2 separate regions of the Homo sapiens genome follow, and region 1 is linked to region 2. The links are chromatin contacts, found by Hi-C or POLR2A ChIA-PET in ENCODE. All regions are on one chromosome and are shown on one strand. The core of a region is the stretch at or near the end of the contact, and the rest is flanking DNA. Distances in the headings are between cores, read along the strand shown. Region 1 holds the start of PRTFDC1 (phosphoribosyl transferase domain containing 1). Region 2 has its middle 89 kb from the start of ARHGAP21.

Region 1 (4,491 bases), core at 1,842-4,341, 140 kb before region 2:
CTGGTATTACAGGTGTGAGCCATGGTGCCTAGCCCCATCAACCTTAAAAGACAATTCCTTGTCATTTTCACATGGAATAATTTTACAAACATTTGGTCATACATTTTTACAGCATGTCAGGTTAATAATATCTTACAGTTTTATAGCATTTTGCAAAGAATTCTCTTGCATGTTATCTCACATTCATCTCATCATCATATGCAGTAGAGAATAAATGGGTGGCTCCATTTTATGGATGAGAAAATTGATGTATATTACACTGATATAATTGGCTTAGACTCATTGGCTAAAGTAACATGGATTGTTACAGAAAAATAGAGGTCCTAGTCCAAAGCTATTCCACTAGACATGTGATATGGTTTGGCTCTGTGTCCCCACCCAAATCTCATGTTGAATTGTAATTCCCAGTGTTGGGGGAGGGATCTGGTGGGAGGTGATTGGCTCATGGGGGTGGATTTCTCCCATATTGTTCTCGTTATAGTGAGTGAGTTCTCACAAGATCTGATGGTTTAAAAGTATGTGGCACTACACCCTTGCTCTCTCTCTCTCCTGCTCTGCCATGGTAAGACGTGCTTGCTTCCCCTTTGCCTTCTGCCATGATTGTAAATTTCCTGAGGCCTCCCAGCCTTGCTTTCTGTACAGCCTGCAGAACTGTGAGTCAATTAAACCTCTTTTCTTCATAAATTATCCAGGTCTAAGGTAGTTCTTTATACCAATATGAGAACAGACTAATACAACATGTAACAGAAATTTGAGGTTTAAAAAGAATTTTTGCCTCTAAATCCTCATAATGCAAGATTAAGAATAAAGCCTTGGACAGATGAGCTGTTATTTCTGGATACCGGTCTTTGCAAATACTATTTGGGTTATCAAGTATTATTTTGTATTATGTTAATGCTCTCCAAAGTATCGAAGTGTAATCAGACCGCACAAAGTATTATCAAAATATACAAAGATAATAAAATGAATTAGATTTTTAAAAACTATTTACTCATCATTCTGTGCCCTTTATAGGATGACCTATATAAGTCTATGTAGGATGTTCTTGAGCACACATTCATAAGATTCCTGTTGTCTTTCAAGCAAGTTACATTTTTCACTGTGAACTTGTTGGATTTTACGTTTAAACTAATAGCCTTTCTAAGGGAAGAAGATTTATCTACCATTTCCCTTACATCTTCCGCAGTGTCTAGGCTGGAACCAAAGTTGATGCTTTTTGACTTCTGTATGGCAACTACTCCTGTGACATATTTTGAAGTTCCTGGTACCCCCCAATCTGGCCCTGCACCCACACTGAGCCTCATGGCTAAGTTTTGATATCCAAGCAGTAAGATGGTCTAGTGGAATCCCCTAAAGCATGGGTCATGAGCCACCCACATCACACCCATCTGGTGTCTCTCAGCAGGTACAGGATTCTAGGTGCTTCCACAGATCTTCCCCACCCAGTGAAGCTGCATTAACCAGCTCCCCAGGAGAGTCTTGTGAACTCTAAAGTTTGATCATCATCCTAATGATAGCACTTTTCTGCTCCTGGAAATTTTAATGATGTTGCTTGTGAATATGGTTCCTGGGCCTGGTCTTTGAAAATGAAAATAAAAGATGGTGCTTGACTTTGGGGAAAAGAAGTGAGATGCAGACTACAAAAATGGCTCAAAACAACGCCCTCTCACAATTACTAGGAGAAAATGTTTACCCGTGTGCTGAGAAACAACACCCCCCATTTCTGTAAGGCAGTTGCCAAGCAGATGCCTGATTTCAGGGATCTCTGGAGCTGCACCCTCCAAGGCGCTGGCGCTTAGAAACGACATGAAGAGCCAGCCCTGCTGAGCAGGACCAGGGCGCCAAGTCTGAATGACTAATATTTTTCCAACCTAGAACGTCATTAACCGATTGATAACTATTTCCCCTTTAAACTAGGCAAAATCAGCATTCCTCTCCCCTCTGTGTGCCAGAATTCGAAGATGAACAAAAGACGCCTGCATCAGGAAAACTGTGTTAAGTTCTCTTGGATTCAGGGCTTCGACCCGAATTGGGCTGAGTGAATGAAGACGCTGGTGAGATGTCAGGGACCTGGGGAATGAAGACACACCCAGAAAAAGCAGGAACCTACAGGAGTGGACAAAGAACCGGAGCATAGGCATGTGAGAGGGGTTGAAATGAACAACAGACTCATACAAGAAGGATTTCTAATCAGAAAAGAGCGATTGCTTTAGTAAAGCTGCAACCTGGAACAATTACAATCTGACCAGATGTTCTTGCAAAACTGGTAAAGCAGAGAATGTGTAAAAATCTCTCCCCCTCCTCCCCTGAATGCAGTTGACGAAAGGCCGAAAGGCTGGATCCTCAAAGCCCAGATCTGATCACTGCAGATCCGGGCCACCCTAAAAGCAATCGGGTGTAATCTTTCCAGCTCCAGGCCCTGGGATGAGGGAGGTGGGGGAAGGTGGAGAAAGGTGGAGGAAGATGGAGGGAGGTGAGGGGAGGTGGAGGGAGGTGAGGGGAGGTGGAGGGAGATGAGCGGAGGTGGAGAGAGGTGGGTGGCGGCTCCAAGGTTTGAAAACACATCCAGGACACTTCCCATCCTCCAAGAGCACGCTGGCTCACAGGCTCTTTCACGCTTCTGCTTGGGACAATCGCGTGCATGAAATCTGGCAGGGAGGAGTCAAGGAGATTGTTAGCCCGAGGGCTGGGACGGTGGATCTGGGAATCAGGGGCCTGGGGGACACGTTCTCTTCCTGCCGCGGGCTTCCTGCTCCAGAGTCCCCGCGGGGCTTGGCGGCGGGGCCGGGGGCTGCACGCGACCATCCGGCAGGGGGCGGCGGCGACAGCGGCGGCCGCAAGGGACGCGTCCGGGGCCCGCGCTCAGGGGGAGCGGTAGCGGCTTGGCAGCTGCTCCCCGCGCCCCCGCGGCCTAGCCAGGGGAGGGGGCGCAGCGCCGGGGCCATGGATCCGCGTCAGGCCGCTGCTTCCCGCCGGCGGGCCCGGGGCGGGGCGGACCCGTCCCCGTCCCCGTCCCCGTCCCCGTCCCCGTCCCCATCCCCACGTCCCATCCCCCACGCAGCCTTCGCCCTCCCTGCTCCTTCCCGCGCCGTCTTCCCTTCCCGCGTTCCCCGGGAGAAACATGGCCGGGAGCAGCGAGGAGGCGCCAGACTACGGGCGAGGCGTCGTGGTAAATGCAAACTCCCTATTTTGGGGCTCGGCCCGCTCCCCTCCCTCCCTGGCACCCTGCTTGTAGATTAAATGCTTGCCGTGCGTCGGGGGAGAGAGAGGGCCACCGCTTTGTTCTCCCTCCCGGCGGGGATCGCTTCCATCCTCGGACCCGGGCCTCCTCTCCCCGCCCCCAATCTGACGAAACTCTGAGTCCCGTCCCTTCACCCCGAGTTCCCAGCGTCCCCCCGTGTCCTCCGGCCGGTAGCTCGCTCCTGCAGCGTCCCGCCGGCGCCCAGCCGTCCCCATCCCCGCGAGCCACGGGGAGTCGCTTCTGCGAGCCCGGCAGGGCCCCAGAGACCCCCGCGTGCTGCTCTGGAGGCCTCCTTCTTCCTGGGTCTCCTCTTGACTCCTCCAGGGCGGGCTTCAAGTTTTGTTTTTAAAAAGCACACTGAGGGGTTTTGAAGGCAGCTAGGAAATAAAGTAGCTCAAGTGGACAGAGCTTGAGATTTGAAGCCTTTGGTACCCAGGTTGGGGGCTCTCTGGCAGTGGAGGCCTCTGCAGGAGCTCTAGGACACGCTGGCGGCTCCTGAGTGACCTATGGCTTGTCTGTAAAAGGGAGCAACAGCAAGCTGGGCTCTGGAGCCAATTGGGAGGATGCATGTAAAATATCTAGCAGTGTGTCCGGATGGGAGGGTGTGGGGTGCTGGTTTCCCAGAACTGAGCCTCATTAACCCTGAGAATCCTGACGGTGTCAGCCAGAGGGTACCCATCTCTCAGTGTGCTAGGATCCAACCCGTTCTTGACCTTGTGGCCACGTCCTCCCTGCTCCCTGAGAAGTGGTTTTCCTAGAAGGTGGTGGTTATAACTTGTGTCAGGTTCAGTGTGAAACTCAATGGTGGTGAGGATGGTGGGTGGGGCTAACTTGCCATCTCTTTCCAGGGATCAGCTTGTCATTCACAGATAATCTGTTTATGAATATGAATGGCCTGAACTAAAGTAAGTGGGCTGGGGAGGGAAACGTGTCACATTCAGACAGAAGGGTCAGGTTGAAATGTGGGGCTCAGTGCTTAATTTAACAGCAGGACCTTTCCTTCTGAAAGGATGAGGAGTTGATTTATTCATTCCACACGTTTATTGTCCTGCTGGGTTGTAGGAGGTGCTGTAGGCTCTGGGGTGCAAAAGACAAAGGCCTTGTCTTCATGAGCTTGCGTTCTAGAGAAGACATAGGCAAGCAGTGTGTAAACAAATAGAGAAAATTTCAAATAGAGATATGTGCAATAGGAGGAGGGTAACAGGATAGAGGGTAATTGGAGGAGAAGGGGGGAGTGATGCTTTTGCTCA
Region 2 (5,137 bases), core at 1,457-3,956:
CCTCCCAAAGAGCTGAGATTACAGGAGTGAGTCACCACATCCTGCCTCTGTGTCTCAAATGTCAAACAGCTAGCTACCTCAAGGTATGACAGGAATATTTTTTTTTTTTTGAGACGGAGTCTCGCTCTTTTGCCCAGGACAGAGTGCAGTGGCGCAATCTCGGCTCACCGTGCCCGCCCCAGGAATATTTTTAAAGTTGGTCACTGTTCATGAAGTCCTTTCTCATGACTTGATACATCATCTCTGTGCCAGCCAAACAAACCTGTTTGCAACTATGCTCCTGGCTTTCACTCGTGGCTTCTTTGTCCTTCTGCACAAATCGTATTTCCACATTGAATGTGTGGACGAAAGAAAAGAAAAAACAAGTTTTTAATGAATTAAAGTTAGTTTTATTCAGAAGTCTTACTGAGGACTGTGGACTGAGGCCTATAGCTCTGGAGGAGTCTTTCAGAGAGGAGATTTTGTCAGAAATCTCCCAACCAGTGTTTTAGCTCACAGCTTATATACAGGAGGGGGGAGTTTATGATGACAGATCACATCCAACGTACTCAGAAGTTATTATATTGGTGCAAATGTAATTGTGGTTTTTGCTATTAAAAGTAATTACTTTGAAGCAGAATCACAACAAGGTTGAGGTATAAGAGTCCATCTAGTTATAGATTACAAAAACATAGTCACTAAACTCATCAGAAGTTATCTTATGTTGGCCAGTCACAGTGGCCTACAATCCCAGCACTCTGGGAAGCTGAGGTGGGTGGATCACTTGAGGTCAGGAGTTCGAGACCCGCCTGGCCAACATGGTGAAACCCCCGTCTCTACTAAAAATATACAAAAAAAATTAGCCGGGTGTGGTGTTGTGTGCCTGTAATCCCAGGTACTCAGGAGGCTGAGGCAGAAGAATCGCTTGAACCCAGGAGAGGTTGCAGCGAGCCGAGATCAAGCTACTGCACTCCAGCATGGGCAACAGAGTAAGACTCTGTCTCAAAATGAAAAAAAAAAAAAGTTATCTTATGTTTAAGGAAAGACAAGGACAAGGGTCATTTATCTTTAAGGAATATGGTGACCCAAGTAAGAGACACAGACGGCCATATGCTCTGTCCTGTTTTGTCTTTAAAGCATCCCTCCAGAGATCTGCACGTCACCACAGAGCCAGGTGCTTGGTGAAATTATGCTGGCAAGCAGAAATGAGCAGATATGGCTTCTGTTTGCTACTTCGTCTCACAAATGCTTTTTACTTTCTCTGTACCAATTCACACTCCTCCTGTCTATCTCCTCCTGGATTATCACCATCCTAAGCAGGTGATCCTGGAAGTCACATTCCCTCTGTTCTTACGTGTGTGCTGGATTGCCAAGGTAAGATTATGTCCATCAAGGCTTGTATTTATGCATCCTGTGTGTCCTCAGGAAAATCACAAGCCTTGGGATGGTAGAAATCATAAAATCATACATTCTATTTCTTTCCTATCAAATCCCTGCCAGGACACTTATTAGTATAGATATTAATTCAGTTTTCAGTAAGTATGTAATAAATGGTTCTAACTGAGTTTCTTCTTTTATACAGGTAGAAAGAGCAGACTTTGATTTTAGTCCTGGCTCTGTCTTGAACTACCTGAGTGGTATTAGCCGGGACACTTCACTCCTGCCCACATGCCTCTCAATTATAAAATGAGGAGAAAGGCCAAGCACGGAGACTCATGCCTATAATCCCAGCACTTCATGAGGCCAAGACAAGAAGATCACTGGAGTAAGGAGTTCGAGACCAGCCTAAGCAACATAGCAAGACCCACATCTCTACAAAAAATTTTAAAATTAGCTGGGTATGGTGGTGCACAATTGTGGTCCAGTAGAATGCTCAGTAGATGTTAGCTATCATCATCATCTTTATTATTATTAGGGCTTTATTAATTATTATTACTATTGGCTCTTAAATCAACATGATTTTTGCCACATTGCCCAGGCTGGTCTCAAACTCCTATCCTCAGGCATTCTACCCGCTTTGGCCTCCCGAAGTGCTAGGACTACAGGTGTGAGCCACTGCACCCGGAACCCGGGTATATATTGAAAAGGATGAATAGTTGTGAGCTTGGGCAAGTTGCTTAATCTCTCAATGCCTCGGTTCCTCACCCAAGATGAATAATGATCCCTACCTCATAGGGTTCTTATGAGGATTCAGGCAATTAGACCCAGACTGGCTACTTAGTAAGCACTCAGTAGATGTTAGCTATCATCATCATCTTGATTATTATTAGGGCTTTATTAATTATTATTATTTTTTTTATGAGAGAGTCTTGCTCTGTCGCCCAAGCTGGAGTGCAGTGGCACAATCTTGGCTCACTGCAACCTCCGCCTCCCAGGTTCAAGTAATTCTCCTGGCTTAGCCTCCCAAGTAGCTGGGATTACAAGCGCCCACCACCATGCCCAGCGAATTTTTTGTATTTTTAGTAGAGACGGGGTTTCACCATGTTGGCCAGGCTGGTCTCGAATTCCTGACCTCAGGCGATCCGCCCATCTCGGCCTCCCAAAGTGCTGGGATTACAGGCATGAGCCACCACGCCCAGCCAATTATTATTATTATAGGCTGTCAAGCCAATTCCCAGTAGTACTCTTACCTACATGAGGATGGAAGCTCTGGCAGGACAGGGAGGTAAGCTCACGTTAGAGCCAGTCTACCTGCTGGGAAGCAGAGAAGCTCAGGCTGCCGCCTGCCAGTATTTTTAGCAGCGATGGTGAATCACGAGCAGTTAGTGTCAGAAAGACTAAAAATTGAAATAGCTTCTAACACCTCGACAGTATTTTTACCACACTGTTTTATCTAGGCATTAAAAATATACATGGTTTTAATTATATCTTGCTTTGCAGGAGGGGAAAAGAAAACCCTCAGCCGCTTGCCATCTCTCTCCTTTTTATATGTGTCTTTCTTCATGAAAAGCGGGCCTCTGAAAACGATTGCATGAAGTGGAGCGTCTCTGTCAGGTGGAACTGGCCTCCCAGGCCGCATTTACCCCAGTGTTATTACAGGAAATGAATGCATTGTATTGAAGGCCGTTTGTCGCTCATTGTTGCTCAGGCTCAGGCCTGTGTGGGACTGTTTGTCCTCCTGCACACACAGCAGCCATTGTGTCCCCTGCAACATCCTACATGCAGCTGTGAACAGTTGTGCCCGAGCCAGTTTATCGGCCGTGGAATTCACTCAGAAAGGAATCGAGAACAACATATCAAGTCAGGGCCCTCATTTTCTCTGGGAATGTTCTGAGCTCTCCCGCATTCCTCCTCCCACTTGGCCAAGAAAAACAAACAAACAGTGGCCTCCTTTGATGTACGCACCTCTGGGCTATTCAGAGGTGGGATTTTTTGGGTAAGAATTTCCAATTTCTACATGGAATCTCCATTCACAACTTTCTGGACCCAGAGAGCTAAGGCAACAGAATCTAATAACTACAAAGGCTGTCCCTGCCACTGATCTCTGGGGCCAAATGATGTCCCTACAGTAAACAAAGTCAAGGGGGTGTCCCACCCCGTCATTTCACACCATGACAGCCGTGAGGCTAATTTGCAGGGTGACTCTATGAACACTGTGTTGTCCTTTCGGGTTGTTCATATGGCCCACCTCCCATAGGACACATATTTAATTCATCAGAACATGAAACACTTGGCAGGGCACAGTGGCTCACCCCTGTAACTCCACACTTTTGGAGGCCGAGATGAGAGCGTCACTTGAGGCCAGGAGTTCGAGACCAGCCTAAGCAATATAGCAAGATCCTATCTTTATTTTAAAAGAATGAAAAATAAAAAACAGGAGGCTGGGCGTGGTGGCCCATGCCTGTAATCCCAACACTTTGGGAGGCCAAGGCAGGTGGATCACCTGAGGTCAAGAGTTCGAGACCAACCTGGCCAACATGGCAAAACCCTGTCTCTATTAAAAATACAAAAATTAGCCAGGCATGGTGGTGGGCACCTGTAGTCCCAGCTACTTGGGAGGCTGAGCAGGAGGATCGCTTGAACCCAGGAGGCGAAGGTTGCAGTGAGCCGAGATCGTGCCACTGTACTGCAGCCTGGGAGACAAAGTAAGACTCTGTCTTAAAAAATAAGAATAATGAAAAAAAAAAAAACAAGAAATATCGGCTCCCAGGCTAGAAATAGGAGTCAAGAAAGACTGAGGCAGGTTTCATAGGTGAACATTCATATCAAGTCTTGGCAACTGTTTAGGTGGGACAGTTGAGGCTTGGGTTGGCTTAGAAACATTGATCATTTTTTCTTAAGCATAGTGCCTACAATTTTGATTGGTAAATGGGGTTTTGGGCTTGGTTGTGGAAAGTGAACCAACCATCTGTTTTTTTCCTTGGACTGCAGTGGTGCTCAACAGAACATTTTGCACGAGGAGCCTTAAGCTAAACATTTGCTCTAAAACATATATGTGTATCTATACATCTATGTACATGTAAAAAAACCATGTGTATCCACTTATCAGAATAAATCTCTGATGCTGGGTGTGGTGGCTGATGCCTGTAATCCCATCACTTTGGAAGGCCAAGGCAAGTGGATCACTTAATCCCAGGAGTTTTGAGACTAGCCTGGGCAACACAGTGAAACCCTGTCTCTACAAAAAATACACAAATTATCTGGGTGTGGTGGTGCATGCCTATAGTCCCAGCTACTAGGGAGGCTGAGATGGAAGGATTGCTTGAGCCTGGGATGTCAAGGCTGCAGTGAGCCATGAGCATGCCACTGCCCGAGTGACACAGCAAGACCCTGTCTCAAAAGAAAAAAAAAGAATAAATATCTAACAAACACAATATATCAATAGTTGCCAATAAAGTTTAGAGTAAGTAGAATTTAGAAGAACATGACTTAACTAAGTCCAAATACACAGATGTAACTTTTCCTCACTGTCCAAATTTCCAGTTTTCACTACTATTAAATGTGACTCTGATGTTCATAAACAGGGCAAAGGAGGAAATAAACTTAATTCACTCAACTTGTTCTTCAGAGTCTAAAAGCCTTGTGGGGCTTATGCTCAACTTTTACACAACGGCTTTGGCATTAAAAGTCTTTGCACAGGCTGCTTATAATCCCTGCACTTTGGGAGGCCAAGGAAGGAGGATTGCCCTGAGCTCAGGAGTTTGAGACCAGTGTGGGC

The links. Hi-C counts contacts between places; a loop is a spot of excess contacts on that map. ChIA-PET counts read pairs that join two places held with the same protein, here RNA polymerase II (POLR2A). Pooled maps may share reads with other maps.
Region 1: a map of dorsolateral prefrontal cortex shows a loop between it and region 2 (14-fold over the local background). The contact joins the promoter of PRTFDC1 here to the enhancer-like site in region 2. A Hi-C loop is called at or near these places in 11 of 168 maps with a recorded cell type or tissue (CD4-positive, alpha-beta memory T cell, CD8-positive, alpha-beta T cell, PC-9 and 5 more), 3 of 37 single-sample maps with no recorded cell type and 14 of 50 pooled maps. POLR2A ChIA-PET finds 5 or more read pairs at or near these places in 2 of 52 experiments (GM12878 and MCF 10A).

What each region holds. Positions count from the first base shown.
Region 1 is chr10:24,951,206-24,955,696 of GRCh38, reverse strand. It overlaps PRTFDC1 (phosphoribosyl transferase domain containing 1), which reads left to right and starts at 3,091. Exons shown (of 9, transcript NM_020200.7): 1 at 3,091-3,169. The coding sequence starts at 3,122. It also overlaps a transcript of THNSL1 not described here. RefSeq lists a silencer at 2,741-2,930.
Region 2 is chr10:24,810,076-24,815,212 of GRCh38, reverse strand. No RefSeq gene overlaps it. Among named protein-coding and RNA genes, the nearest start is that of ARHGAP21, 89 kb to the right of the region's middle. Within about 2 kb of position 2,706, at least 4 of the 41 ENCODE cell types and tissues checked have a DNase peak (open chromatin) inside an H3K27ac peak, as active enhancers do; they include dorsolateral prefrontal cortex, where a contact is called at or near this core.